Linked DNA regions of Homo sapiens: region 1 is linked to region 2. A link is a loop called in an ENCODE intact Hi-C map of the cell type or tissue named here. Cell type or tissue: sigmoid colon. All regions are shown on one strand. Each heading gives the region's core, and the rest is flanking DNA. Links, peaks and the distances in the headings are about the cores only. Region 1 overlaps LOC105376205 (a long non-coding RNA gene). Region 2 holds the start of LOC105376206 (a long non-coding RNA gene).

Region 1 (15,947 bases), core at 2,844-10,843, 70 kb after region 2:
TTGAATATAGGAGTAGCATTATGTAAATGATTATATACTGCTCAATGGAATATTATGCAGCCATTAAAAATGTTTATGAAAAGTTTATAAATGAAAAATGCTTACATTATGATTGAAGTAAGCAGGATGTAATATTTTATGCTATGGTCCCAGCTGTGTAAATACAGGCTACTAAGTAGGCAGAGAAAAAGTTTGCAAGGAAACACACCAAAATATTAATAGTAGGTGTTGGGAATAGGAATGATTTTATTTTTCTTTCAACTTCTCATGGCTTAAGAAAAACCAAAATAACCTTTATTTTGTTCGGATAAAAAGTTAATGCTTTCATTGAATAAAATTGCAAGCATTAAAGAAATATGTCATGTAGAAAGTTAACCCTTATTCATTGCCCTGTTTGCATTTCTCTAACACATTTTCAAAATTAATTTATTATGAGAATATCAGACCAGACTATTTTTGAAGAAGTTGTACATATTCTTTTTGTCTTGTAGAATTCTTTTGCTTTTTTTTAAATACATGTATCCTAAAACAAATTAAGTTCTATATAATGCAATTGTAGTCAGCATTACGATATCTAGACTTTTCTTTATAAGAAAGAAGAGGAGAACAAGTTCAGCTACTAGGAAAACAGACCTGATTTTGCTTGATATCAAATAGGCATTACTATCAAGTCTGGAATTTCTTTTTTTTTTTTTTTGAGACAGAGTCTTGCTCGGTCACCCAGGCTGGAGTTCAGTGATGCGATTTCAGCTCACTGCAACCTCCGTCTTCCAGGTTCAAGTGATTCTCCTGCCTCACTCAGCCTTCCAAGTAGCTGGAATTACAGGCGTGTGCCACCACGCCTGGCTAATCTTTGTATTTTTGGTAGAGACGGGGATTTCACCATGTTGCCCAGGCTAGTCTCGAACTCCTGACCTCAGGTGATCCACCCACCTCGGCCTCCCAAAGTGCTGGGATTACAGGCGTGAGCCACCATGCCTGGCCAAGTCTGGAATTTCTTAGATGTGGAGTAAAGTCAGTCTGTTAACCAGGTCCTTGTTATTCTAGATAATTCTTATTGATTCCAAAATTGTTTTTTCTGAGAGTTCCTTCAGAACGAGGTCATACGAGCTTTACATTTCTCTTTCTCCCATATCACACGGGGCTCGCTAAGTAGTAGGCACACAATTAAACTTTGCAAAAGGACTGAAAGTTTGACACATGATTCTTTCTTCTCCAGGAGAAAGGGTTACTGAGAGATCATATTCACAAATCAACGTGCAATAGTGAAAAAAGATGGCAACACTGAAGAACCTTACTGAATAACCCAGTATGGACCACGTATTGTAATAGGCACTTAATTTCTCTCAATCCTTTCGATATCTCCTTGAAATAGGTACTATTAGCCCTCAATTTACAGATAAGAAAACTGAGGCTGAGGTTTACACAGCCAGTGAGTGGGGCAGACAGGCTTTTAATCTATTAGTATATCTGTCTGACTCCACAACCTCTGACCTTTCCACGGGGCAGGAGAGGCGCCAGATGAATGACTCAGGAAATAGGGTCATAGGTTTCCCTCTCTGAGGCAAGTGTACTTTCATGCCAGGCAGCTAATCAAAGGTCCCTGTTTTATTTATTATTGTCTGGCTATCTTCTGTTCTGCATTCCATGAGCCAGTAAGCTCGTAAAGGGTAAGGCATTTTCTTTCTTTCTTCTAATAACAGTACATTGGCACCTCTCTGCCCAATTAGAGGATTGAGTTCTATTCCTTAGTCTACATGCTGATGTCTGTGCCTGACCAACATAATCCCTCCCCTGAACAATATAAAACAGACCAGGGGCTGGGCGCCATGGCTCAAGCCTGTAATCCCAGCACTTTAGAAGCCCAAGGTGGGCCTGATTGCTTAAGCCCAGGAGTTCGGGACAACCTGGGCAACGTGGTGAAACCCCATCTCTACAAATAATATAAAAATTACCCAGGCATGGTGGCACACACCTGTAGTCCCAGCTACTCAGGAGACTGAGGTCAGAGGATCTCTTGATCCTGAGAGGTGGAGGCTGCAATGAGCCGTGATTGTACCACTGCACTCCAGCCTGGGTGACAGAGTCCAACCCCGTGTCAAAAAAAAATAAAATAAAGCAAAAAACAAAAAGCAGACCGAGATGCTTCCCTACCAAAGAGCACTGAGAAATGATTAGCTTCCCCATCCTTGTCTTTCCTGAGCATATCTGCTTCATGTCACCAGGTAGTGACTGTCCATTCGAAAGACAGGAGAGGAGCAAGCGCAGAGAGCTAGATTCGTGGAAAGAGTAACACATTCAAAGGGCATAACTCTGAACTCATTTACTTAAAAAATTTACGGCCGATTTTCATTATTTGTGGCAGCTGTTTTCTGTAAAGTTGCAATGAACGCTGAATTACTGAATACTAAACGGTAGCTCCCAGGGGATATACTGGGTAAGGTCCCTTTGAATCTCTGGTCCCAATGTTTTCACCCACCAATCAATATGTAACTGTGTCGTATGTGTGCTTCTGTTTAAAGACACCTTATTTAGGCTGGGCGTGGTGGCTCAGGCTTGTAATCCCAGCACTTTGGGAGGCTGAGGTGGGCAGATCCCCTGAGGTCAGGAGTTGAAGACCAGCCTGGTCAACATGGTGAAACCCTGTCACTACTAAAAATACAAAAATTAGCCAGGTGTGGTGGCACATGCCTGTAATCCCAGCTACTCGGGAGGCTGAGGCAGGAGAATAACTTAAACTCCAGGAGATGGATGTTGCAGTGAGCTGAGATCGCACCACTGCACCCTAGCCTGGGTGACAGAGCGAGACTCTGTCTCAAAAAACAAACAAAAAAAATAAAATAAAGGCACCTTATTTAATATATCTTGTTGATTCATTAACATTGAATTCACAGCCTACAGCAATATAACGAATGCCTAAATAAAGCTTATTTATAACGCACATCACAGCCTTCTTAGGCTTGGGAACACCAGACAGCACTTCAGCACTGTTCCTGGAGACCACGTTAAACAGCCAAATTACCAACAAAAAGCAGAAACAGCTGGGCGCAGTGGCTCATGTCTGTAATCCCAGCACTTTGGGAGGCTAAGGTGGGCAGATCACCTGAGGTCAGGAGTTCGAGACCAGCCTGGCCAACATGGTGAAACCCATCTCTACTAAAAACACAAAAATTAGCCAGGCGTGGTCGTTTGTACCTGTAATCCCAGGTACATGGGAGTCTGACGCAGGAGAATCGCTTGACCCCAGGAGGCAGAGGTTGCAGTGAGCTGAGATCGTGCCACTGCACTCCAGCCTGGGGGACAGAGCGAGACTCCATCTCAAAACAAAACAAACAAAAAGACAAGACAAAACAAAACAAAAAGCACAAACATATGAAAAATGTGTGTGGCACTAAATGGGTTGCAAAAAGGACACATATATAGTTGGGGAACTGAAACAAGAAGACAGAGTACCACCTTGCTAACGTCAGCTGGGAAGGTATGTGGGTGACTCAGATGTTTCATTCCTTCTCCCATGTCTGTGAATGGCCATGAAAGTGCAATAAGTTTTGATTTTGGGGTTACAAATACATTTTAGTAAGGAGGCAAATTCATAAATATGGAATCTTTAAATGAGGATTGACTGTAATTGCATCAGTGACAATTGCTGAATTAGACATCTGGTGGGCTATTGCATTTTTTTGATATTTGCAAGGCTGGTATAAGATAAACCTTAAACTCTTAAGATGACAACTTTTTTTTTTTTTTTTTTTGAGACAGGGTCTCGCTCTGTCACCCAGGCTGGAGTGCAATGATGTGATCTCGGCTCACTGCAACCTCCACCTCTGGGGTTCAAGAGATTCTCCTGCCTCAGCCTCTCAAGTAGCTGGGATTACAGGTGCGTACCACCACACCCAGCTAATATTCGTATTTTTAGTAGACACAAGGTTTCACCATGTTGGCCAGGCTGATCTTGATCTCTTGACCTCGTGATCTGCCTGCCTCGGCCTCTCAAAGTGCTGGGATTACAGGCGTGGAGCCACCGCACCCGGCTGGAGATGGGGTTTCACCACATTGGCCAGGCTGGTCTTGAACTCCTGACCTCAGGTGATCCGCCCGCCTTGGCCTCCCAAAGTGCAGGGATTAGAGGCATAAGCCACCGTGCCCTGCCTAAGATGATAATTTTCCCTCCAATTCCCTAGATATGGACTGAGATCCAAAGTCTGGGTAAATAAGAGAAAGAGGACAGGAACTTTCTTCCTCTCAGTAGCCTCCTCCCATTCCCTCTTTCCTGAATTCTTTTCTTTGAGAGAAATCATATTTAGGTTAAGACAAAAAGAACAATAGTGCGTGTAAAGCTTCTGACCTCACCCAAAAACATTATAAAATGAGCTATAAATCCAGGGAACACAATGTCTGCACATTCTGCAGCTTTCCAGAAAATCTAGGCCAGGCAACTGGAGGGGATAGGATGGGAAAGTGGGGGCTGGAGAATAATTTCTCACTCCTCCAGTGCTAATAGTCTCTGCAATAGGATCCTATTTATTTTCTTATTCAGTTCCCAAGAGCCTGTGGAGTGGGCACACAGCAATTATTGGAGTTAAGCAGAAGGTTGAGCTACATAAAATCATCTGGCTACTTAGCAGCCAGCATCAGAATCCGGGTCTTCAGATCCCACAAACTTGTTTTGTTTCTTTGAGTTTTGAGTTGGAACCAATTGAATCAGTCCCAGATGTTGATATCAGTGCATCTGTAGTTGAGAAGATAAACAATTCTTTCTAGGCCTTGAGAAATTTGCAAAATATTTTACTTTTCTACACTTGTTTCTTGAACACCTACTATATGCAAGAGGTGGGCACTGGAGTCCAAAGGTGAGTGAACTCTGACCTCCACCATGGTGGAATTCTTACTGCCCAATAAAAAGACAATGTCGGCCATAGACATCATGCACCGTCTAATGGCAATTTAGTCAATGACTGACCGCGTGCACGATGGTGGTCCCATCAAATTATCATTGTATTTTTACTACACCTTTTCTTTTCTTTTCTTTTGAGATGGAGTCTTGCTCTGTCGCCCAGGCTGGAGTGCAGTGGCGTGATCTCAGCTCACTGCAAACTTCGCCTCCCACATTCAAGTGATTCTCCTGTCCAGCCTCCCGAGTAGCTGGGATTACAGCCGCCCACCACCACGTCTGGGTATTTTTAGTAGAGACAGGGTTTTACCATATTGGCCAGGCTGGTCTCGAACTTCTGACCTCAGATGATCCGCCTGCCTCAGCCTCCCAAAGTGCCGGGATTACAGGCCTGAGCCACTGTGCTGGGCCCCATTTTTACTATACCTTTTCTATGTTTAGATGTGTGTAGACACACAGATACTTAGCATTGTGTTATAATTGCCCACAGTATTCAGTACAGCAACATGCTGTTTAGGTTTGTAGCCTAGGAGCAAGAGTTTATGTTATACAGTTTAGGTGTATAGTAGGCTCTACAATCTAGGTTTGTGCAAGTATACACTATGATGTCCGCACAATGATGAAATCACCTAACAACATATTTCTCAGACGTATCTGTCATTAAGCAGCAAATGGCTGTATGTAGTTTTCAATTATCTAGTTGCCACAATAGAACTGAAAAGAAACAGGTGAAATTAATTTAATACTATATTCCTTTAACCCAATATATCTAAAATATCATTTTCACATTTAATCAAAATGGAAATTATTTTACTTTTTTGAGACAGGGTCTTTCTTTGTCACCCAGGCTGGAGGGCAGTGGCCTGATCATAGCTCACTGTAACCTCAAACTCTGGGGCCAAGCGATCCTCCTGCCCCAGCCTCCCAAGTAGCTAGGACTACAGGCCTGCATGACCACACATGGCTAGTTTTTTTTTTTTTTTGAGACTGAGTCTCGCTCTGTCACCCAGGCTGGAGTGCAGTGGTGTGATCTCAGCTCACTGCAGCGTCTGCCTCCCGGGTGCAAACAATACTTCTGCCTCAGCCTCCAGAGTAGCTGGGATTACAGGCGCCTGCCACCATGCCTGGCTAATTTGTATTTTTAGTAGAGACTGGGTTTTGCCATGTTGACCAGGCTGGCCTCAAACTCCTGATCTCAGGTGATCCACCTGCCTCCGCCTCTTAAAATGTTGGGATTACAGGCTTGAGCTACCACGCCTGGCCCCAGCTAATTATTTTTATTTTTATTTTTGTAGAGATAGGGTCTTGCTTGTGCAGGCTGGTCTCAAACTCCTGGCCTCAAGCAATCCTCCTGCCTCGGCCTCCCAAAGTGTTGGAATTACTGACGTGAGCCACTGCATCTGGCCTAAAAATGAAAATTCATAATTAGATATTTTACATTTTTAAAAATCTGTACTTGCAAAATTCAGTATGGATATTACACTTCACAGCATATCTCAATTTCTACTAGCCCCTCTGGTGGGGCCCCGTGGCCACATGCGGCTAGTGGCTACCATATTGGGTGGCAAATATCTAGAGGGGAGATATTTCTAAATGTATTTGAAAACCACTATGGGCTCCTGGCCATAGCGAAAACCTGCACCTGTAGCACCGGGAAGGGAGAAGTTCATCCTACCTGGAAATTGTTTCTCAAAGCTTTCCAGAGGAGGGGGCTTTTGAGTTGGACTTGATTGCACTCAGAAGAGCAGGTCATCCTTGGAAAGGTAGGATCACCCATCTGGTGGCTGGTACAGGTGGATGGCGGTGGTGGGGGCTCTTTCTTGAGCCAGTTTGGTTCTGACATTCTTAAGATTGGCTTGAGTTTTGCAGCAGGATTGAGTCCTAGGAGGGGCAATCAATTTTCAGTTCTAATGCATTTGCCCAGGGCTGCATATTAGAGCTGAGTAAGCCAATCGCTGCTATCTAGATGCTCCTTTCAGAGTAGTGCTTCTTTTTTTTTTTTTTGAGACAGAGTCTCGCTCTGTTGCCCAGGCTGGAGTGCAGTGGCGCAATCTTGGCCCACTGTGAGTTCCGCCTCCCGGGTTCATGCCACTCTCCAGCCTCAGCCTCCGGAGTAGCTGGGACTATAGGCGCCCACCACCACGCCCGGCTAATTTTTTTTGTATTTTTAGTAGAGACAGGGTTTCACCGTGTTAGCCAGGATGGTCTCAATCTCCTGACTTCGTGATCCACCCGCCTCGGCCTCCCAAAGTGCTAGGATTACAGGTGTGAGCCACCGCGCCCGGCCTTCAGAGTAGTGCTTCTTAAACTCAAGCAGCACCTGCACCTGGCAGGCTTGTTGAAACACTGATTCCTGGAGCCAATCCCCAGAGTTTCTGATTCAGCAGCCCCAGAGTGGGGCCTGAGAATGTGCATTTCCAACAGGTTTCCAGGGATGCTGATGCTGACAGTTAGGGAACCAGTCTTTGTGACCATTGATTGAGCAGATGAGTAAAGTCATCAAACATTCATTCAACAAACATTTTAAAATTAGTAGTCTGTGAGAGGTATTGCTTCAGCATTGGGGATACAGCAGTGAACAAGACAAGTGAAGGCCCCTCCTTCAGTGAAGCTTCCAGCATGGACATAAATAACGGACATGGTGGGTGACTCAGGGATCTGAAGCTGACCTGATCAATAATATCCCACTGTCAGCTCTGCGATTTTGATAGCTACAGAGATTACCATCTTTTGGCATCCCAAATTATTTCTATTCCCTAAAAGAAAAATCTGTCCAAAGGGATATGCCATTTAATGAGAACCTACTATGTGATAGAATTTGTGCCAAGGGTTTTGCAAATATATTTGCATTGCATTCTGACAACATGAGAAGCACCACTGCCTGCTTTTTTATAGCAGAGGTGACTGAGTTTCAGAGAGGCTGGTTAAATACCTTGCCCATATTTCTACAAACTAGTTTATGGTGCAGCTATGATTTATCCATGGTCTTTTTGTTGGTTCATGGTATTTCCTCGATCTGGTCCTCTTAGCAACATTCCCCTACTCCTCCATTTTTTCTAATTAACTCCTCTTAATCACTCTTTGGATTCCTAAACAAGTATTGATTTTTCAGGAAAGGATTTCTTGACTTTCTGGGTAAGTTTCAGTGGTATACTGATCTCTTATTTAATTTGCAGCGAAGGTCATATGATAGCTGCTTAATAAAATTTGCTGATCGAATGAAGGAGCTAATGAATTCAATAAAATCAGGGAAGGCTTCTTGGAGGAGGAGCACCTTGCTCCAGTGGGCTGAGAAGACATTCCATGAGACCAGAGCAAGGAGAGGAGTGGCCTGGCAGCTGAAGCCAGAGACAGACTTGAACCTGGAGGTATGAAAGCCTGTGTGGGGGATCAGGTAGTCTGTACAATCTTGGGGCTTGGTAGGTTTCAAGTGGAGGCCACACTGCGGGGAGATTGTAGGGGTTGACAGGGAATTCTGATTAAGCTATTTCAGGAAATAGCCCCGGAATATTTGAGGGCAGCCAAACCACATGTATTATTTGTTTCTGTTTCAGAGGAAAAGCTCAACAATTTAGGGTTCTGTGATAGGTGCATGGGGAAGGGGGTAGGGAGGAGGAAACATTGTTAAGGTTCAAGCTCCAAAACTGTATTCCTGGGACCTAGAGTCCTAGCTCTGCCCCTTCAGAGCATGTGATTAAGGCCAGGCATGGTGACTCATGCCTGTAATCCCAGCACTTTGGGAGGCCGAGGCAGGTGGATCACAAGGTCAGGAGTTCGAGACCAGCCTGGCTAACACGGTGAAGCCCCGTCTCTACTAAAAATACAAAAAAATTTAGCCGGGTGTGGTGGTGGGCACCTGTAGTCCCAGCTACTCGGGAGGCTGAGGCAGGAGAATGGCGTGAACCCGGGTGGCGGAGCTTGCAGTGAGCTGAGATCGCGCCACTGCACTCCAGCCTGGGTGAGTAAGCAAGATTCCGTCTCAAAAAAAAAAAAAAAAAAAAAAAAAAAGAGCACGTGATGATGGGAAAGTCACCTAACCACTCTGAAACTCAATTTCCTTCTATGAAAAATAGATTTTTAAAAATCACTAATTTATTGCATTTTGGTGAGGATTAAATGAGATAATATAGCATTGATGTACCCAGGATGACGTCTGGCACCTGACAAGCATGACAAATAGTAGCTATTGCCATGAAGATGAGTTTCCTCTTGTCTCTCCTTTCCTTCTCTCTTCTCTCCCTCTTCTTCCTTTCTTCACACATGCCCATGAGAAGATTTATAAGGGGTTCTGAGCAGAGCCCTGGAACTGGTTCTTGGCATCTACGCAGATGGGACATCACAGAGGGGCTAAAGGACGGAGCCTAGGGCAGCAGGGTGAGGCTCAAGGTAAAGCCGGTCATAGCCCGGGGCATCCAGATCATTCACCTTTTGGCATCCCAGTTTCTGCATCCGCATCAGGGTCACCATAATCCCAGCTGATCATTATTGCTACTATTATTGTCTCACTGCCTCAAATTCCTAATCTCCTCCCAGGAAATAATGTAGCAACTACTGAGGCCAGCAAGGGGCTGAGTCCAAATCAGATGAATACCATAGAACATGCTAATCTGAAGGGAAGTTCCTGCCTGGAGTAGAGGCCGCATTGCACTCACCTCCACACGAAACCAAAACAAAAAAATCAAGAGAAACAAATGATGCTTAAAACAGGAAAATCTTTCAGAGTTCACTTGGCTGCAGAGTCTTGTAGGGGACAGAATTACGGTAAATCTAAAAATAATGCCTTGTGTGCTTTTTCATTAAATGCACAAAAGTTTTCTCTTTTCTACTTGCCCAGGGAACAATATAATCCAACAAGCATACTTTGCCTGGTTTCTTTGCGTAGGACCCAGAAAAGCTCAGGGGAGAAAGAGTTCCTGAGATTGTAGTTTGTTGCTTGAAGATCAAACCCAGAGAAAGTTATTTTTATACCTAGTCTTTTTTTTTTTTCCTTCTCCTTTCAACTGTGTGGTATTTATCCTAGAATTAGGGGGTTGGTCTTGTTAAACAAAATATTTTTTTCCTTGATTTTAAAAGGAGTACATGTTCATTATAGAAAATTAGAGACTACTAAAAAAAAAGAAGAAAATGACATCTGTCACTCAAAGCTAGCCATGGTTAATGCTTCATGACTTTTTTTCTTCTAGACTTTTTTTTTTTTTACTATGCTTCTTTCATTTATTTTTATTTTTGAGATGGAGTCTCACTCTGTCACCCAGGCTGGAGTGCAGTGGCATGATCTAGGCTCACTGTAACCTCCGCCCCAATGGGCTCAAGTGATTCTCATGCCTTAGTCTCCCGAGTAGCTGGGATTACAGGTGTGCGCCACCATGCCTGGCTAATTTTTGTATTTTTAGTAGAGACGGGATTTCACCGTGTTGGCCAGGCTGGTCTGGAACTCCTGACCTCAGGTAATTCGCCCACCTTGGCCTCCCAAAGTGCTGGGATTACAGGCGTGAGCCACTGCACCTGGCCAATGCTGAGTATTGTCAGACTTGTCAATTTTTGCCTTTCTGGTGGATGAAAATGATATATCTTTATTTTAGTTTTCATTTTCTTGATTTGTTAATAAAGTTGAATGCCTTTTTAAAAAATCTTTTGCTATTTAAATTTTCCCCTTTTTTGAAATGTCTCTAGTGTCTTTTGCCCATTTTTCTGGCAGGCTGTTTATCTTTTTTTTTTAGGAATTCTTTATGTACTCCATGTATTATTCCTCAGTCAGTATTGTCAGTATTTTCTATCAGTTTTGGCCTTGTTTTTTCACTTTTCTTTTTTTTTTTTTTTTTAAAAAATACAACTTTATTTCTTTTACAGATGAGGTCTTGCTCCATCACCCAGGCTGGAGTGCAGTGGTATGATCATAGCTCGCTGCAGCCTCCAACTCCTAGGCTCAAGCAATCCTCCCACCTCAGCCTCCTGAGTAGCTAGGACTACAGGTGCATGTCACCATGCCTGGCTAATTTTTTTTTTTTTTGGTAGAGATAGGGTCTTGCCATGTTGCCCAGGCTGGTCTCAAACTCCTGGGCTCAAGTGACCTGCCTGCCTCGGCCTCCCAAAGTGCTGAAATTACAGGCTTGAGCCACTGCACTGAATCACATTTTTGAATTTATTAGTTTGATGAAGGTTTATGCTTTTTTGGAGTGTCTTATTTAAGAAATCTTTCCTTACCCTGAAGTTATCAATATCTTCTATATTTTTCCCCCAAATTTAAAGTTATGCTTTTTATTTCAGTCACTATAATACCTGAACCTGATGTGTGTTTGTGTGTTTGTGTGTGTGTGTGTGTGTGTGTGTATGTCTGTGTTGATAAAGTAGGGATCAAAATTTTATTATATCTTCCATCTGAATAACTGGTTGTCCATAACCATTTATTGAATAGTCCATCTTTAACCACCACCAACACACAATGCAAACTCTTTCCTATCATAGATATTTATAAATGCATGGGTCCATGGATCTGTTTCTGGGCTTAATTCTCCCCCAATTAGTGTATATCTCTCTCCACATATCAATACTATACTATCTTAGTATTTATAATTTTATAACAAATTTTGATATTTCACAGAGCAAGTTTACCTACTTTGTTATTCTCCCTCAAAATTGTCTAAATTACAATCACAATTTATATTGATTGTTTAAATTATTTGCCATTTGCTCTTGATCATTCATTTCAAATTAGGTGTTCAAGTTCCTTGGAAAACTCTGCTGATATTTTCATTTCAATTGGATTGAATTTGCAGATCAGTCTAGGAACAGTTGACATCTATATACCAAAACTTCCTATTCATGAACAGAGTTCCTCTCTCTTCTTCCATTTGTGTCTTTAAAAATGTCATTTAACAAGTTTTATAATTTTCTCCACAGAGGTCTTGCACATTTTTTACTAGAATTATTTTTGTTGCCATAATAAGTTTTTGGTTTTTTTTGTTTGTTTGTTTTGTTTTTTGATACAGAGTCTTGCTCTGTCACTCAAGCTGGAGTTGCAGTGGTGTGACCTGGGCTCGATGCAACCTCTGCCTCCTGGGTTCGAGCAATTCCTATGCCTCAGTCTCCCAAGTAGCTAGAATTACATGCGTGTGCCACCATGTCCGGCTAATTTTTGTATTTTTTTTTTTTTTTTAGTAGAGACAGCATTTTACCATGTTATCCAGGCTAGTCTCAAACTCCTAGCCTCAAATGATCTGCCTGCCTCGGCCTTCCAGAGTGCTGGGATTACAGGCTTGAGCCACTGCGCCTGGCTAGTAAGTTGTATTTTTAAAATTACACTTTTAACTGATGGTTATTTGGTTGTAAAAACGTAATTGAGTTTCATTTACTGATAACAATCTTGTTAATTTTCTTATTCTTTCTAAGCATTTACAGTTTTTATTGGTATTTGAATATTGTCTGTAGACAATCATAATTTGGGAATAAAGAATTTTTGTACCTTTCTTTTATATGCTGACTATTAGGGAAATTTTTCTAATTATTCACCATTAAGTATAATATTTATTTTGGATTTTTGCAAATATTCTTCTTCTAGTTAAGGACATTCCTTTTTATTTCTTTACTTCTTTTTCTTTCTTTTTTTTTTTTTTTGAGATGGAGTTTTGCTCTTGTTGCCCAGGCTGGAGTGCAATAGCTTAATCTTGGCTCACCGCAACCTCTGCCTCCTGGGTTCAAGCGATTCTCCTGCCTCAGCCTCCTGAGTAGCTGGGATTACAGGCATGCGACACCATGCCTGGCTAATTTTGTATTTTCAGTAGAGACGGGGTTTCTCCATGTTGGTCAGGCTGATCTTGAACTTCCAACCTCAGGTGATCTGCCCACCTCTGCCTTCCAAAGTGCTGAGATTACAGGCGTGAGCCACTGCGCTCGGCCCTACGTGATTTTTTTTTTTTTTAAAAAAAAGCTTAGCAAACTGAAGTAGAAAGAAATGGCGGGGTAGTGAGCCCCGTATGGAGGCTGCAGTGAGCCGAGATTGCGCCACTGCACTCCAGCCTGGGCAACAGACCAAGACTCCATCTCAAAAAAAAAAAAAAAAAAATCATCTATGAGTGTTGAATTTTAAATAGCTTTTTGTGTGACAGCTCATATGATCTTGTCATTTATCTCCCTTAATATGTTAAAATGATGAATGCCCAAAATGCATACCTAATTTAAGCCAAATTTGGTCATGTGAACTATCTTTTTTTTTTTTTTCATGATTGCTGGCTTTGATTTACTAAAATTTTGTTTGGGGACTGTCTAAGTTCACGTGAAATATTGACTAATGATTTTTCATTTTTATATTACTTTGCCCTATTTCAATAGCAAAGCTGTACTTTTCTCATCAAATGAGTGGGAAATTTATTCTCCTCTTTCTGTTCCCTGCAAGAGTCTGAAGTGATATGTAATTACCTGTTCCTTGACATTTAGTTGGAATTTGCTTTAAGAACTACTGGGCCTGGGCTGGGTGCAGTGGCTCATGCCTATAATCCCAGCACTTTGGGAGGCTGAGGCGGGCCGATCACTTGAGGTCAGGAGTTCGAGACCAGCCTGACCATCATGGTAAAACCCTGTTTCTACTAAAAATACAAAAGTTAGTTGGGCATGGTGGCACTTGCCTGTAGTCCCAGCTACTTGGGAGGTTGAGGCAGGAGAATCACTTGAGTCTGGGAGGTGGAGGTTGCAGTGAGTTGAGGTAGGGCCACTGCACTCCAGCCTGGGTGATAGAACGAGACTCCGTCTAAAAAAAGAACAAAACGAAAAACCAACCTCCCCTGCCAAAAAAAAAGACGACTAACTGCTGGGCCTGGAAGTTATTTATGGAATAGTTTTATAGATTTAATTTATAATAAAATATATTTTTTAAATTGACATATGGCTGTGTGCGGTGGCTCACACCTGTAATCCCAGCACTTTGGAAGGCCGAGGTGGGAGAATCACTTGAGCACACGAGTTTGAGACCAGCCTGGGCAACATGGCGAGATTCTGTCTCTATCTATTAAAAAAAAGTTGATATACAATATTTTTTTTGATAGATTTAATTACTTTAATGGTTAAAGGAAGACTCAAGTTTTCTAATTATTTTTTAGTCAGTTCTGGTAGAATTCTTTTCTAGGAATTTTTCCATTTTATCTAAGTTTTAAAATTTATTGGCATAAAGTCATTCATAGTATGTTTTATTATCTTTTAAATCTTTGCTCTATCTGTAATTGTTCATTCCTTTTATTATTTGTAATGTTATTTTTTGAGCCTCACATAATTTTCTTATTGATCATTCTCACCTAAAATTTATCAATTTTATTAGACTTCATAAAGAACCAACTTCATTAAAGCTCTCTATTTTATTTTTGTTTTCTATTTTACCAATTTCCGTTCTCATTTTCTTATTTTCTTATGTCTACTTTCCTTGGGTTTATCCTGTGGTTATTTTCTTTTTTTTTTTTGACACAGAGTCTCTCACTCTGTCACCCAGGCTGGAGTGCAGTGGTGTTATCTCGGCTCACTGCAACCTCTGCCTCCTGGGTTCAAGTGAGTCTCCTGCCTCAGCCTCTGGAATAGCTGAGATTACAGGTGCGCATTGCCACACTGGGCTAATTTTTTTGTATTTTTAGTAGAGACGGTGTTTCACCATGTTGGCCCGGCTGGTCTCAAACTTCCGACCTCAGGTGATCCACCCACCTCAGCTTCCCAAAGTGATGGGATTACAGGCGTGAGCCACTGTGCCCGGTCCTATCCTGTGGTTATTTTCTAATTCCTTAAGTTGGATGTTTAGTTTATTACATTTCAGCATTTCTTGTTTTTCTAATCTAAGTTTTTTTGTTTGTTTGTTTGTTTGTTTTTGCTTGATTGATTGATTAAGACCAGGTCTTGCTCTGTCACCCAGGCTAAACTGCAGTGGCACAAACATGGCTCACTTGAAGCCTCAACCTCCTAGGCTCATGTGGTCTTCCTGCTTCAGCCTCCCAAGTGTCTGGGACTACAGTCATGAGCCACCACATCCTGCTAATTTTTTTATTTTTTGCAGAGACGGGGGTCTTACCATGTTGCCTGGGCTGGTTTTGAACTCCTGGGCTCAAGAAATCTGCCCATTTTGGCCTCCCAGAGTGCTGGGATTACAGGTGTGAGCCGCTGCACCTGGCCATCTAAGCATTTACAGTTACAGATTTCCCTCTCCGGTGTTGATTTAGTTGTGTTCCATACATTTTGACGTACAGTATTTTCACTGACATTCAGTTCTAGATATGTTATAATTTCCACTTTCATTGCTTCTTTGATTTTTGACTTATTTAGCTATAAGCTCATAAATTTTCAAAAGCATAAGGTTCTCTTTGTTATCTTTTTGTTATTTATTTCCAGCTGAATTGCTCTGTGGTTAAACACTGCATATATGCAATGTTTCTGAATTTTGCTGGATTTGCTTTATAGACTGGTAGACAAGATTTCATGTGTTCACGGAAAACCATATGGATGACACTATATATACATTATCCTGACTCCTCAAGAATTCCCAAATACACAATAATATTTATTAAACAAATGAGGAAACTGAGGCCAAGAGGGGCAAATAGAGAAGGCAGGTGTTAATTCAGGTTGATTTAACTCAAGCAGTTTTTTTTACTTATGTAACTGCTTAATCAGTCATTTGGAAAATAAGATAAAAGAATCTGGGATTATTGGTAAATATGAATTTAAGGGCTGTCTGGGGATTTGCTCTTGTGATATTAGTGCTAGCTCTTTATTTATTTATTTATTTATCCATTCATGATATCTATTGAGGGCTCCCTGAGCTGGACTCTGGACCAGGACAGGAATCAGGCATTTATCCTTGTGAACTTCATGTGTCTTGACCTGCTTCTTAGCATTATGAGATTATTTATTTATTTATTTATTCTTTTTTTTGTGACAGAGTTTCACTCTTGTTGTCCAGGCTGGAGTGCAATGGCGTGATCTCAGCTCACTGCAACCTCCGCCTCCCAGGTTCAAGTGATTCTTCTGCCTCAGCCTCCCAAGTAGCTGAGATTACAGGCATGTGCCACCACACCTGGCTGATTTT
Region 2 (15,947 bases), core at 729-8,728:
AGGCGTGGGCCACCTCACCTGGCTGACTTACTTTTTTTTTTTTGACCTGTCAGCAGGAAGTAACTGACTTATTTTTATTACAGAATGTAATACAGTTTGCTGGCACATAATAGGTGCTCAATACATACTTGTTTAATACATAAACCCCATTTTACAGTTTTAAAAAAACTGCAATATTAGCTAGGCATGGTAGCTCATGCCTGTAATCCCAGCACTTTGGAAGGCCGAAGTGGGTAGATCGCCTGAGGTCAGGAGTTTGCGACCAGCCTGGTCAACATGGTGAAACCCTGTCTCTACTAAAAATACAAAAAATTAGCTGGGCATGGCGGCGGGCGCCTCTAATCCCAGCAACTCAGGAGGCTGAGGCAGAAGAATCACTTGAACCCAGGAGGCGGAGGTTGCAGTGGGCTGAGATCGCGCCATTGCACTCCAGCCTGGGCAACAAGAGCGAAACTCCTTCTCAAAACAAAACAAAACGAACAAAATTAGCCGGGCGTGATGGTGTGCACCTATAATCCCAGCTACTTGGGATTGAGGCAGAGAATCGCTTGAACCTGGGAGGCGGAGGCTGCATCGAGCCAAGGTCATGCCACTGCACTTCAGCCTGGGTGACAGAGGGAGACTCCATCTCAAAAAAATAAATTAATAAAAATAAAAATAAAATAAAAACAACCAAATAAACTGCAGTATAGAGTGCTTAAATCCAGCCCAGGATTGTGCAGCTAAGTAAGGGAGTTAGCCAGTGTCTCCTGGAGCCCACCCAGAGGAGGAAGCCTGCTGTATGACTGCTCTCTGAGTAACCTATCCTCAGCTGTGCCTGGCTTCTCTGAGTTCAGAGCCCCTGGATCGAGTTCCCCAGAGAGTAAACCTCTAACCTTCTGTCCAGGCTGGGGGAAAAGCAGTCACCCAGCTGAACAGGGCTAGTGAGGAATCTTGGGGCCTGTATGTACGTATGGGTGGATGGATGGATGGATTGTGTAACTGCTTGAGATATATATATATATATAATTTTATTTATTTATTTGAGATGGAGTCTCACTCTGTCGCCCAGGCTAGAGTGCAGTGGCATGAGCTCAGCTCGCTGCAACCTCCACCTCCCAGGTTCAAGCAATTCTCCTGCCTCAGCTTCGCTCATAGCTGAAATTACAGGCACGCGCCACCATGCCTGGCTAATTTTTTTTTTTTTTTTTTTGAGAGGGAGTCTCACTCTGTCGCTTAGGCTGGAGTGCAGTGGCACGATCTCGACTCACTACAACCTCCGCCTCCCGGGTTCAAGTGATTCTTCTTCCTCAGCTTCCCAAGTAGCTGGGACTACAGGCATGTGCCGCCATGCCCAGCTAATTTTTTTGTTTGTTTGTTTGTTTGTTTGTTTTGAGAAAGAGTTTCACTTTTGTTGCCCAGGTTGGAGTGCAATGGCTTGATCTCGGCTCACCGCAACCTCTGCCTCCTGGGTTCAAGCGATTCTTCTGCCTCAGCCTCCAGAATAGCTGGGATTACAAGCATGGGCCACCATGCCCGGCTAATTTTTTTGTATTTTTAGTAGAGACGGGGTTTCTCCATGTTGGTTAGGCTGGTCTCAAACTCCCAACCTCAGGTGATCCGCCCGCCTTGGCCTCCCAAAGTGCTGGGATTACAGGCGTGAGCCACTGCACCTGGCGCGCCCAACTAATTTTTGCATTTTTTAGCAGAGACGGGGTTTCACTATATGTTGGCCAGGCTGGTCTCGAACTCCTGAGCTCATACAATCCGCCCGCCTTGGCCTCCCAAAGTGCTAGGATTACGGGCATGAGCCACCGCACCCGGTCTGTTATTTCATTTTTTAAATGTACATTTTTTTTTCTGGTTTCAAAATGCGTGCTTATTTTAAAAAAAATAAATCAATACGGCTGGGCATGGTCGCTCACGCCTGTAATCCCAGCACTTTAGGAGGCCAAGACAGGTGGATCATGAGGTCAGGAGTTCGAGACCAACCTGGCCAACATGGTGAAACTCCGTCTCTACTAAAAATACAAAAATTAAGCCGGGCATGGTGGTGGGCACCTGTAATCCCAACTACTTGGGAGCCTGAGGCAGAAGAATCGTTAGAACCCGGTGAGCCAAGATCATGCCATTGCACCCCAGTCTGGGCGACAAGAGCGAAACTGTCTCAAAAAAAAAAAAAAAGAAGTGATGTGTCAGGGTTTCCTGTGTCATTGCTGTCTGATGCAGGGAAGGAGGCTTGGACTTGACTAGGAGTTAGGACTTGTGTTTTCTTGTCCCAGCTCTGCCAATGTGTGGCATGGGTAAGTTACCTCTGTTCCCTAGGCCCCTTTCATCTGTGCAAAGTGGAGGCTTCCAATTATATTCTAATAATGTACAATTTCCATATCTTCAGAGTTTCAAGGAAGTGCAAACTAACTGCCATGAAAGTTTCACCAGCCAAAAGCTGATTATGTAGATGTTAACATTTGAAAGATTAAGATCATAATATTCGGTACTGGTTAGTACGTAAGGAAACCAACATGTTGATATCTTGCTGATGAGAATGTAAACTGATGTAAATTTTTTGAGGAACAATTTGAAATGGTTGAAATGTAAATCAATTTCTATGAATTGAGCCTAAGGAAATAAGTGAATAAGAGTACACATGGAAATTCTGTAGTAATGAAAAGTTGGAAACAATCTAAATGTCCATCGAAAGGAGATTGGGCTGGACATGGTGGCACATAACTGTAATCCCAGCACTTTGAGAGGCCAAGGTGGGAGGATCCCTTGAGTTCAGGAGTTCCAGACCAGTGTGGGTAACATAGTGAGAACTCATCTCTACAAAAAGTAATGAACCAGATGTGATGGCAAGAACCTGTGGTCCCAGCTACTCAGGAGATTGAGGTGGGAGGACCACTTGAACCCAGGAGGTCGAGGCTGCAGTGAGCCATGAGCATGCCACTACAGTCCAACCCAGGCAACAAAGCAAGGCCCTATGTAAATAAATAAATAAATAAATTTTATTATTTTCACATATGTATAAAAAATGTGAAGACTTATACTTCAAACTGAATTGTGGTCATATCTGGAGAGGCAGGCTGCGGATTTTATTTAAAATACACATGTATTGATTTATTGATTTTTTTTTTTGAGACAGAGTCTCTATCGCCAAGGCTGGAGTGTGGTGGCTTTGTCTCGGCTCACTGCAACCTCTATTGCCCGAGTTCAAGCAATTCTCCTGCCTCAGCCTCCCTAATAGCTGAGATTACAGGCACCCTGTAGTCTGGAACTCCTGACCTCAGGTGATCCACCTGCCTCAGCTTCCGCAAACTGTTGGGATTACCGGCGTGAGCCACCGCACCTGGCCCTGACACTTTACTTTTATGAGCCCATCTACCTTTTGAAACCAGAAGCATGGACCTCAGAAGAGGGTGAAAACCAACTTTTTTTTTTTTTGAAACGGAGTCTCTCTCTGTCACCCAGTCTGGAGTACAATGGCACAATGTCGTCTCACTGCAACCTCCGCCTCCTGGGTTCAAGCCATTCTCTTGCCTCAGCCTCCTGAGCAGCTGGGATTACAGGCGCCCGCCACCATGCCCGGCTAATTTTTTGTATTTTTAGTAGAGACAGGGTTTCACTGTGTTGGCCAGGCTGGTCTCAAACTCCTGACCTCGTGATCCACCCGCCTTGGCCTCCCAAAGTGCTGGGATTACAGGCGTGAGCCACCGCGCCCAGCCGAGAACCAACACTTTTAGAGAACCTTTAAAAAGCCTGAAACTTCCCCATATACTTTGCATATGTTATACCCAAAATAATCCTGCAAAGTAGGTATTATTATTATTATTTTATTAATTTTTAGAGTCAAGGTCTCACTCCATTGCCTAGGCTGGAGTGCAGTGGCATGATCATAGCTCACTGCAACCTCAAATACCTAGGCTCAAGTGATCCTCCCCTTTCAGCTTCCTGAGCAACTAGGACTTCAGGAAGCCACCATTAAGCCTGGCTACTTTCAAAAAGTTTTTTGTAGAGATGGGGTCTCGCAGTGTTGCTCAGGCTGGTCTCAAACTCCTGGCCTCAAGCAATCCTTCTACCTCAGCCTCCCAAAGTGCTGAGATCACAGGCGTGATTCACTGTGCCTGGCCTAAAGTTTATTAATTCTATCACACAGAGGAGGAAATGAAAGAACTGGAGATGAAATTGATCAAATTAGTAATCTCCAGCCAGTCCTGAGGAGATTTAGCACTGGGCAGTGTTCGAGTTGGATTTAAGAAGAGGCAGAGTGGTACCACCAGTTTGCCCCACGTGGGTAAGGGAGAGATTTTCTGGCAAGACTGAAGACATTCTGATACCCTCCTCTCCCCTAACATACACTTACTCAGGTGTAAGAGTAATTCAGGCATAAGAGTCAGCAAAAACACTTTCTCAAGACGCTGTCTAGCTGTCTCAGGATCTTGTCCTGCTCAGGGTTGAGCACAAGGAGAACACAATCCTTGCTGGCCGGGCCCTGTTCTGGAATGACTGAGCTGTCCAGCATGGCCAGTGTGTAAATGTCAAGTAAACACCAAATTCAAGTGCAATCTAACTATTGTGCTGGGACTGTTTGTTTTAGATATAATAGTCAGCAGGAAGGGAGAAGGGGAGGGAGGGGGAAAGTATATATCACTTCACAAGGCAAAATTATGACTATCGTGAGCCCTCCCTTGGTCAACTTGAATGTCAAGAAACCAATATCAAATAAATAAAGAGCCTGCACTCCATGCTGCAAAAATAAGCATGTCCATTTGCTTGAAAAAAAGATTTTTTCAGATGAGGGAACATTTTCCAGTCAATCACCCTGCAGCAAAGTCATCCTGTTGAATTTGTGACTCACAGCCTCTCTGTGTCAATAGACAGAGTCAGCCCAGAGTTATGACTTCACAGAAAGATGAAGCAAAAGCTGGGAGACGAGGCAGGACCAGCTTTAAAAGAAGGCTGTAAGCTCAGACAACAAGTAGCAAAAGAAACACTGACCACTCACAGGCTGGGTAATTGCATTCGTTGCTTCTTTTTATTTCTTGCTCGTCTCCTAGAAAAGAACAACTCTGACTTTGACTTCATCCTTTCATTGCATTAACATTGACGGGGGACATGGTCATTGTCAGGGCTATGACTTTGCCTGGTGCTCCATATACATTGTTATCTCATTCTGTTCTCATAGCAATTCTATAAGGTAGGTGGTATTTGTATTATTTTATTTTATTTCCTTTTTTTTGGAGATGGAGTCTTGCTCTGTTGCCCAGGCTGGAGTGCAATGGCGCAATCTCAGCTCACTGTGCGAACTCTACATCCTGGGTTCAAGCGATTCTCCTGCCTCAGCCTCCCGAGTAGCTGGGACTACAGGTGCATGCTGCCACACCTGGCTAAGTTTTTGTGTTTTAGTAGAGACGGACGGGGTTTCACCGTGTTGCTCAGGCTGGTCTCAAACTCCTGAGCTCAGACAATCCGCCCACCTCGGCCTCCCAAAGTGCTGGGATGACAGGCAGGAGCCGTTGCGCCTGGACTTTATTTACTTTTATTTATTATTTATTTTATTTTTATTTTTATTTATTTATTTTTGAGACGGAGTCTCACTCTGTTGCCCAGGCTGGAGTGCAGTGGCACAATCTCGGCTCACTGCAACCTCCGTCTCCCGGGTTCAAGCAATTCTCCCTGCCTCAGCCTCCTGAGTAGCTGGGACTACAGGTGCCCACCACCACACCCAGCTAATTTTCGTATTTTTTAGTAGAGACAGGGTTTCGCCACGTTGGCCATGCTGGTCTTGAACTCCTGACCTCAGGTGATCTGCCTCCCAAAGTGCTGGGATTACAGGCATGAGCCACCGCACCTGGCCTGTTTATTTTATTTTATTATTATTATTTTTTGAGACAGAATCTTGCTCTGTTGCCCAGGCTGGGTGCAGTGGTGTGATCTTAGCTCACTGCAACCCCCTCCTCCTGGGTTCAAGCGATTCTCCTGCCTCAGCCTCCTGAGTAGCTGGGATTACAGGCACACGCCACCATGCCCAGCTAATTTTGTATTTAGTAGCGACGGGGTTTCACCGTGTTGGTCAGGCTGGTCTCAGACGCCTCAGCCTCCTGAAGTGCTGGGATTACAGGTGTGAGCCACCGTGCCCAGCCTATTTATTTTATTTTTAAGAGGCAGGGTCTTGCTCTGTTGCCCAGGCTGGAGCACAGTGGGCACAATCATAGCTCATTGTAACCTCAAATTCTTGGACTCAAGGGATCCCCCCACCTCAGCCTCCCAAGTAGCTGGGACTACAGGTGCGTGCCACCATGCCTGGCTAATTTTTCAATTTTTTGTAGAGGCAGAGTCTTGCTTTGTTTCCCAGGCTAGTCTCAAACTCCTAGCTTCAAGCAGTCCTCCTGCCTAGGCCTCCTAAAGTGCTATTACAGGTGTGAGCCACTGCACCTGGCCTGTATTATTTTATTTTATTTTATTTATTTTTCTGAGATGGAGTCTCGCTCTGTCGCTCAGGCTAGAGTGCAGTGGCACGATCTCGGCTCACTGCAACCTCCGCCTCTCAGGTTCAAGCAATTCTCCTGCCTCAGCCTTCTGAGTAGCTGGGATTACAGGCATGTGCCACCACACCCGGCTAATTTTTGTATTTTTAGTAGAGATGGGGGTTTCACCATGTTGGTCAGGCTGGTCTCAAATGCTTCACCTCATGATCCGCCCGCCTCGCCCTCCCAAAGTGCTGGGATTACAGGCATGAGCCACCGCGCCTGAATGCCTGTTTTATTTTATATGAGAATAATTATGAGAATAATTGAGGCCCACAGAGATTAGGTAACTTTGTAACCTTCTGCTTAAGGATTCTCACCCAGTTCTCCCTGGCTTCAATTTCAAATTTTGTGTGAGTTTCGGACAGCCTCTTATTTTGTTATCCTACTATAAGCCAGACAGGTACCTTGGCACCAGGGTCTCACCAATAAATCAGACATAGTTCTTGCCCTCAAAGAGCTTGGGGCCAGCCAAAATACTGTTGTCTTGGTGTTCAAGACCAATGCAGCACAATCCGTTTAGGCTGCCTGTAAACAAGTTAATATTGAAGAAAAGATAGTACCAACAGACTCACTACTTGTTTTCCAAGTTGCTACTATTTGCAGATTTCTCAGGAATGCCTGTGGGGATGAAAAGCCACTAAGAGATAATAAACCATAGAAGAGCGTATGTGGAGTGAAAACGGTTGATCTGAAGGCGAAGCTTGCAGCCAGTCAGCTTTGCCTGGCATGCTGGTTGTGGGGAGGTAGAGGCTTAACGTTTGGTCTTGTCTAGCCACAGAGCAGGCTAGGCAGGGACAGGGCCTGGCTGCGGAGGTGGAAGGCCTGGGCTCTAGTCTGAGCTTGGCTACCACACACTTGGAGGCTTAGGTCTGCTGTTTGCTCTGTTCAGAACCTGTTGAGGTTCTGAATCTTCTACACGAAGGCAGATGAAAGCTGAAAATTGACTTTGATATGTGATTAAAGTCCATAGGTGGTTTGGTGACTCTCAGACAAAGATTAAGTAGACTTTTGAGGCTGTGACTTCACTATAGAGACACAGTGTGCAGAATGGATTGAGGCTCTCATACGCAAATCCAATCCACCGTTAAGATTGTCACTCGTGGCCAGGCATGGTGGCTCACGCCTGTAATCCTGGCACTTTGGGAGGCCAAGGTGGGCGGATCATGAGGTCAGGAGTTCCAGACCAGCCTGACCGACATGGTGAAACCCTGTCTCTACTAAAAATACAAGAAAAAACAAAATTAGCCGGTGTGGTGGCACATGGTTGTAATCCCAGCTACTCAGGAGGCTGAGGCAGGAGAATCACTTGAACTTGGGAGGCAGAGGTTGCAGTGAGCTGAGATGGCGCCACTGCACTCTAGCCTGGGTGACAGAGCAAGACTCTATCTCAAAAAAAAAAAAAAAAGAAAGTTCAAAAATTGACTTTGATATGTGATTAAAGTCCACAGGTGGGTTGGTGACTCTCAGACAAAGATTAAGTACACCTTTGAGGCTGTGACTTCACTGTAGAGACACAGTATGCAGAATGGATTGAGGCTCTCATACACAAATCCAATACAACGTTAAAATTGTCACTCTTGGCAGGGTGCAGTGGCTGACGTCTGTAATCCCAGCACTTTGGGAGGCCCAGGCGGGTGGATCACCTGAGGTGAGGAGTTTCGAGACCAGCCTGGCCAACATGGTGAAACCCTGTCTCTACTAAAAATACAAAAATTAGCTGGGCGTGGTGGCGGGTGCATGTAATCCCAGCTACTTGGGAGGCTGTGGCAGGAGAATCTCTTCAACTCAGGAGGCCTCCAAGGTTGCAGCGAGCCAAGACCGCGCCACTGCACTCCAGCCTGGGTGACAGAGCGAGACTGTCTCAAAAAAGAAAGATAGTCATTTGTGCACTTGGACCCAACATATAAAAGGTGCTGACTCTCATACCTAGACACAGGACAGGTGGGGGATACTTAATCTCAGCTCTGGACCTTCCTGAAAGTGTGGTTGTGACATAGCCCATCATGGCTAAGCTCTTTATTTGTAGCAAGAGGAGGGAGAGAAGGCAGTCTTTGTGGCTCCAGAGTGTCAGGATTCATGAGGATGGCTAGGTCAGTTCTTGATTTGGGGTGGAAGGCTTTCGCCTAGATATTCTATTAAAATGTTTTCTTCCTGGACTTAAATGATCCTTCCATCTCGGCCTCCCAAAGTGCTGGGATTATAGGCATGAGCAGTGGCCCGGTCTAGATATTCTCACATTAGAAAGGTAAAGAGCAGTGGACGAGCTGGCTCTCAAGGCTGAGACATTCTATCTCCTTAGCTCTTCTTGCAACTCTTCTGAAAATTGAGCTTGTAAAGTAGCTTTGATCCTTAAAAAAAAAAAAAAAATCTGTTGTCTGCTTAAACAAAAGCAGTTCTTAGAGTGGCTTTGCCTTTATTTTAGTATAACACAGATTGCTTCTCCTTTGTTTCCGTTGTCTCAGTGTTCTCCCAGTTCTAAGAAGCTGTCAGCGTATATAATATATTACCTGGTTGCCTCAGTCCCCTTCAAATTTCCATCCTTAAGGGTTTTCTTCCTAATGGTTGGGGAAATTCTTGAAAGGACAAGGTCAATATGCCTTTGCTGGGATATACTTTTAAAAAATTTATTTTGGCTCTGTGTTGTTTGTCAAGGCTTCAGAGAGCCCTGCAAGTGAGAGTGCTCCGTTTACCATTTTGAATTTCTCCCTTTCTGGTTGGCCAACATCGTGTTTCCACTGTAATCCACCTGAAAAACAAACAGGAAAGTTTACACAGGTCTCTGTGTTCAACCATCTGCCTCCGCAATGATCTCTACAACAATGTAAGAGCTAGAAGACCAACTCTGGGTGTGTGTGTGTGTGTGTGTGTGTGCGTGCGCACGTGTGTGATATTTGGGGAGCACGAGCTATGTGTCTGGCTCAGGGTTGGGCATTCGGAACATCAATGGCGAACAAAGATAGATGTGATCCCTACTCACAAGGAGCTTATAGTCTACTGTCAGAAGAAAGACATTAATCAAATAATCACAAAAGCAAAACCAGACTGCAATCACTGCTTTGAGGGAGGATGCACAGTGTAGCAAAGCTTATCATAGGGAAAACTAACCTAGTTAGGGTTAATAAGGAGAGTACTGGGAAGAGGAAAGTCATGTTCTCTCTGTGATCTCTGAGTGCTGATAAATGATTAAGACAAGCATTTGTACCCTTGTATTTCTAAATCTAATATGGTCTCCATGATTTTTTTAAAATCATGTAACGCCCCCAGCTAGGAACTCAGGGCACAGAGATAAACAAGACATTGCCTAGGAGACACACCCTGAAAGAAACTGTAATACAAGGTGCCAAGGTGATACTAGCAAGAGGGGTGTGCAAGGACGCCTAGGAGCCCAGAGGGCACAGGGGATTGGTTCTGCTTGGGGTGCGCCTGGCAGATAGGGAAGAGGAGGGGTGTCCAGGCAAAAAATTCAGCACAAATAAGCCACGGAGATGGGAGAGTATAGGGTATGCAGGTGGACCAGGATAAAATCCAGGGGGGGCCAGCATAGAGTGTGTAGGTAGAATAAGTAAATCTTTTGAAAAGACATTTGGAAACAGAAATGGAGGGGCCCAGGGTCACAACTTCTCTTAAATCAAATAGTTGCTCAAGACCCACATGTTGGCTGGGCGCGGTGGCTCACGCCTGTAATCCCAGCACTTTGGGAGGCCGAGGCGGGTGGATCACGAAGTCAGGAGATCGAGACCATCCTGGCTAGCACGGTGAAACCCCGTCTCTACTAAAAATACAAAAAATTAGCCGGGCACGGTGGCGGGCGCCTGTAGTCCCAGCTACTCTGGAGACTGAGGCAGGAGAATGGCGTGAACCCGGGAGGCGGAGCTTGCAGTGAGCGGAGATCCCGCCACTGTACTCCAGCCTGGGCGACAGAGCGAGACTCCGTCTCAAAAAAAAAAAAAAAAGACCCACATGTTAAAGCTGTCTTTTCCACCACTTCCGTGATCCTAGAACTATGTTCAGTTTTTTGGCACAGGTGTGTTGATTAGTCATATTATGATAATATTTTTCTTTAAATCCACATATTTAAAAAATATTTTGAAACTTTAAAGCATATTTAATAATAATATGTGTAATATTGCAGTTTGGATATGCTAGCTCAATGTTTTGTAAAGCATAAATAATAAATGCATAACAATTAAAATAATAAATATTTCCCTGTGTACCACATCAAATCACCTTGAGTCCCATCAGTGGTATTTGTATTCCTTGATCAAAAAAAAATTATACCGGGAATGGTGGTTCACACCTGTAATCTCAGCATTTTGGGAGAGCAAGGCAGGAGAATCACTTGGGACCACATGTTCAAGACCAACATAGCGAGACCCCATCTCAAAAAAGAAAAAAAAATTCTACGACAACTCTAGGACAATATAGATGGTAAAAAACAAAAATTCATTATTTTTTTCCATCACTTATGTATTATATTTAGTGATTGAGCAAAATCTTTTCAATCTAAACAGCTGGTTTGTATAACTAGCAGATAAAGACCATTGTATCTTTCTGCCTTTGGGCTGAGACTCTCTTTTCATCTTATTTTGTCCAATTTCTTTAGTGCTGAAAAAAATGCATTGTCCATACTAATGACAACCCACTGTGTACCTCCTCCCATGCTCTCCAGCGGTGCAGCTTGTGGTGGTCAGTTGCCTGTTTTTCCTCGCTGTGAACGCTTTTAATTAAAAGGAAGGTAATTTGCAATATTAAGCATGTCTTCTCTGAATTAATCCTCGAAACAACTCTAAAACAGTAGTAGATAAAGCCCTATTTTACAGATAAAGAAAGGGGGCTCAGATAGATCCAAGTGACTGCCCCTCTTAGTGCTGTGTGACCAGCCAGAGATGGGTTTGAATTTAGAATTATTTGATTTGAAGCCTGGGACTCTCTTTGGCTTCTAATGGAGTGCATTCACTTGGGTGGACTTTTTTCCCCATCCATTTAACAGATATTTTCAGAATGCCAGTTATGTAGAAGGTACTCTGCTGTATGATGGGAGATCCAGAGATAAGTATAAATGGTATAAGCTGTACTATCAAGATGCTTATAGCTGCCAGGCACAGTGGCTCATGCCTGTAATCCTACTATTTTGGGAAACTGAGGCAGGCACATCACTTGAGGTCAGGAGTTTGAGACCAGCCTGTCCAACATGGTGAAACTTTGTCTCTACTAAAAATACAAATATTAGCCGGGTGTGGTGGTGTGCACCTGTAATATCAGCTACTCAGGAGGCTAAGGCAGGAGAATCGCTTGAACCTGGGAGGCAGAGGTTGCAGTGAGCCGAGATCGCGCCACTCACTCCAGCCTGGGCAATAGAGTGAGACTCCATCTCAAAAATAAAATAAAATAAATAAATAAATATACAAAAATTAGCTGGACATGGTCGCATGCACCTGTAGTTCCAGCTACTAAGGGGATTGAGAGAGGAGGATCACCCGAGCCTTGGGAGATCGAGACTGCAGTGAGCTGTGATCACACCACTGCACTCCAACCTGGGTGACAGAGTGAGATATTGTCTCAAAAATAAATAAATAAAAGGCCAGGGGTGCTGGCACATGCCTGTTATCCCAGCACTTTGGGAGGCTGAGGTGGGCGGAACACCTGAGGTCAGGAGTTTGAGACTAGTCTGACCAACACAGTGAAACCCCGTCTCTCTGAAATACAAAAAATTAGCTGGGCGTGGTGGTGCATGCCTGTAATCTCAGCTACTTAGGAGGCTGAGGCAGGAGAATCACTTGAACCAGGGAAGTGGAGAGGTTGCAGTGAGCTGAGACCTCAACATTGTACTTCAGCCTGTGCAACAAAAGTGAAACTCCTCTCAAAAAAAAAAAAAAAAGAAGAAGAAAGAAAAGAAAAAGAAAAAAGGAAAAAAGGCTGGGTGCAGCGGCTCATGCCTGTAATCCCAGCACTTTGGGAGGCTGAGGCAGGCAGATCACTTGAGGTCAGGGGTTTGACACCAGCCTGACCAACATATCATATTTTTTAATAATACAAAAATTAGCTGGGTGGGGTGGGAGGTGCCTGTAGTCCCAGCTACTCAGGAGGCTGAGGCAGGAAAATTGCTTGAACCCAGGAGGCGGAGGTTGCAGTGAGCCAAGATGGTGCCATTGCACTCCAGCCTGAGTGACAGAGGAAGACATCGTCTCAAAAAAAAAAAAGAAAAAGAAAAAAAGAAAAGAAAAAGAAAAAGAAAAGAAAGAAAGCTTTTAGCTCCTTCCTGGGAGAGTCAGAATTATAAATGGTTACATTTAAAAAATTACTTTTGTTTTAACTAATATAGACACTAAGAAATTCAAACGGTTGGCTGGGCGCGGTGGCTCACGCCTGTAATCCCAGCACTTTGGGAGGCCAAGGCGGGTAGATCACAAGGTCAGGAGACTGAGACCATCCTGGCTAACACAGTGAAACACCGTCTTTACTAAAACTACAAAAAAACTTAGCCGGGCATAGTGGTAGGTGCCTGTAGTCCCAGCTACTCAGGAGGCTGAGGCAGGAGAATTCCTTGAACCCTGGAGGCAGAGGTTGCAGTGAGCCGAGATCGTGCCACTGCACTCCAGCCTGGGGACAGAGTGAGACTCCGTCTCAAAAAAAAAAAGAAAGGAAGAAAGAAAGAAAGAAATTCAAACAGTTTATGAAATGTCAAAGAACTGTTCTGCAGATGAAGCCAGCATGAATAGCTTCTTCATATTTTTACTTTACTCTGCCACTCTACAAACTATTTGAAGTGACTCACAGTGAAGAATATGTTTTTTTTCCATTATAAAGTTAATAGTATAGAAATAGAAAACCAAGTCATTAAGTCATTAAAAAAAGAAGGAAACTAGCATGTGATATAGTTGCTATGATTGAGCATCACATCTTAGCAACTTAGCTTCCTGGCAGCCAAGACAAAAAGGGAACAAGCTAAGTTCCGTAGCTCTCATTATCAGAAAGGAAGAAGTTCATTGCTATTTTGGTCCTTAAACCTTAAGCTCACTTCTCACCTGTAAGCCCACAGAGGGACATTGATAGACACAATAATTAATGTTTTTGGCAACAGCCTTACCACAATTGCCAATTTTTGTCTGCCCTTTCTTGTGAAGGCCTTTAATTAAGGTCAAGGGCTTAACACTGAAGCAGACATCAGTGAGGGCTTGGCTAACCTAGTTCAACAACTGTCTGTAACCCAAAGCAGAATGGAATCAGGAACTAGTTAGCACTACAAGTGAAGTATAAAGGATCTCAAGAGGATCATGCAATTACAGCTGTCCTTTCATATTCACGGGAGATTGGATGCTCAAGTTCCTTATATAAAATGACATAGTATTTGCATATAACCTGTGCATATCCTCCTGAATAATTTAAACCATCTCTAGACTACTTACAATACCTAATACAATGTAAATGCTGTGTTTGTTATACTGTATTCTTTTATTTGTATTACTTTTAATTGTCGTATTTTTTTGTTGTTGTTGTTTCTAAAAAATTATCTCTGCCGGGTGCGATGGCTCACATTTGTAATCCTAGCACTTCGGGAGGCCGAGGTGATCTCTTGAGCGCAGGAGTTCGAGACCAGCCTGGGCAATATGGTGTGACCCCTCCCCCTGCTGTCTCTACAAAAAATACAAAAAATTTGCCGGGTGTGTGCCTGTAGTTTCACCTACTTGGGAGGCTGAGGTGGGAGGATCACTTGAACCAGGGAGGTGGAGGTTGCAGTGACCTGAGATTGCACCACTGCACTCTAGCCTGGGTGACAGAGCAAGGCCCTGTCTCAAAAATAAAGAAAGAAAGAAAGAAAGAAAAAGAAAAAATTATCTGTAGGTTACTTATCATGCCTAATACATTGTAAATGCTATCTAGTTGTTAACAGTGTCTTGGTTTTTATTTGCCTTATTTTTTGTTGTTGTGTTGGTTTTCTTAATTGTTTTTTCCCACTGAATATTTTCCATCCACAGGGATTCAGAACCTGCGGATGTGGAGGGCCAGAGGGCTGAATTTGCAAGTTGGGCAATGGGGAAAGCCTTCACAAAGGAGAAAGCCTTTGGGCTGGAATTGGAGGAGTAGGAGTCAATAGAGAGAGAAGAGAGTAAAGGGCAAGGCCATCATTCCAGGTTTAGGGAGCAAGTACAAAGACACAGAGAAATGAAAAGGCTTGGCCTGTTTGGAGAATGTCAAGCTGTCTGGGGTTGAGAGAAAGACATTCTAACAAGGCTTCCATTAAAGAGGCTAGATTTGCTGCTTGGACATTTTCTAGCTCTTCTGAGACAACTTTTTGTTGAGTTAAGCGAAAATGAATGAAAATCAGATGGACCATATTTCTCTTGAATGCACACGGGCTTAAAAACGAAGGGGAAAAAGAACTTGACAGAATGTGTCTTGGCTTTTGCCAAACCCAAAGTATTTGAAAAATCACACAGTACACATCTCGAACCCAAAAACATGCCTGGATTCTACCACCCCTAACTGCAGCTGCAGCCATTTAATAAAATGAATTGTGTACAAGAAAATGGGGTCCGAATGGAGTGAGCTTCATTAGAGAGAATGACTGATGTAGGGCGGTTGGCTGGTGCCCTTGAGAAAGTACATATCTCATTGCCCTTGCAGAGAAAGAGAGAGGCCCAATGTAGAGCTTTCTAACCACGCTATTGAATCAAGCTCTCTTGTAGAGAACAACTAAAACCCCACATTATTTAACTTTATTGTATCATGTGTAGGAAGAATTCAGCATCTCTTGTTTCTCTCCCACTCTGTTTCTCAGTTTTACACTGTGAAGTATGACAATGAAAAGAAACATGTTTTACATCAGTCTTGATTCACATAAATGGATACCAAATAAGAGATGGTGGAAATAGAACAAGATTGCTAATATACTATTTATTTCCGTTGAAAACTCTTGGCTTGAGCATCATGGACATTTGAAAAGTAGAAGAAATCTGAGGCCCAGAAAGGTTAACTGATTTGTCCATGGTCCACAGTTGGTTAGTTGTAAAGTTAGGACTCAAACCTGGACCTCCGATTCCTGTTCTTTCATAGCAAACACATTTTTGTTGTTGTTGTTAATGTTGCAGGGCGAGGGTCAGCCTCAGGTACTAGATGTCCCAGAGATTCCTCCAGCTTAACATGTTCCTAATATTTTTACACCAAACCATCTTGGGGCCCTCAGTTTCTGATCTTAGTAGCACTGTCACCTCTGGGTTACTCACTCCAGAAACCTGGGCATTCCTCTTGACTACTCTTTCTCCCTTATACCTCTTATTTAAATAATCTTCCAGGCTGGGTGTGGTGGCTCACTCCTGTAATCCCAGCATTTTGGGAGGCCAAGGCTAGTGGATCACTGAGGTCAGGAGTTCGAGACCAGCCTGGCCAACATGGTGAAACCCCATCTCTACTAAAAATACAAAAACTAGCTGGGCATGGTGA

The links. Hi-C counts contacts between places; a loop is a spot of excess contacts. Peaks named below come from ENCODE experiments on the same cell type or tissue, not always from the same donor. Only the 100,000 strongest peaks of a DNase experiment are listed, where the experiment ranks them.
Region 1: a loop joins it to region 2, with 2.1 times the contacts of the local background. A loop is called at or near these places in 19 of 110 quality-filtered maps.

The regions. Positions count from the first base shown.
Region 1 is chr9:107,567,840-107,583,786 of GRCh38, forward strand. It overlaps LOC105376205 (a long non-coding RNA gene), which reads left to right. Exons shown (of 9, transcript XR_930217.2): 2 at 1,220-1,375; 3 at 8,068-8,259. Among named protein-coding and RNA genes, the nearest start is that of KLF4, 86 kb to the left of the region's middle. In sigmoid colon, for the core only: no CTCF peak of the experiment used is centred there; no DNase peak of the experiment used is centred there.
Region 2 is chr9:107,500,182-107,516,128 of GRCh38, forward strand. LOC105376206 (a long non-coding RNA gene) reads left to right here and starts at 4,953. Exons shown (of 2, transcript XR_930224.3): 1 at 4,953-4,988; 2 at 14,483-15,034. In sigmoid colon, for the core only: no CTCF peak of the experiment used is centred there; no DNase peak of the experiment used is centred there; H3K27ac peaks cover 1,288 bases.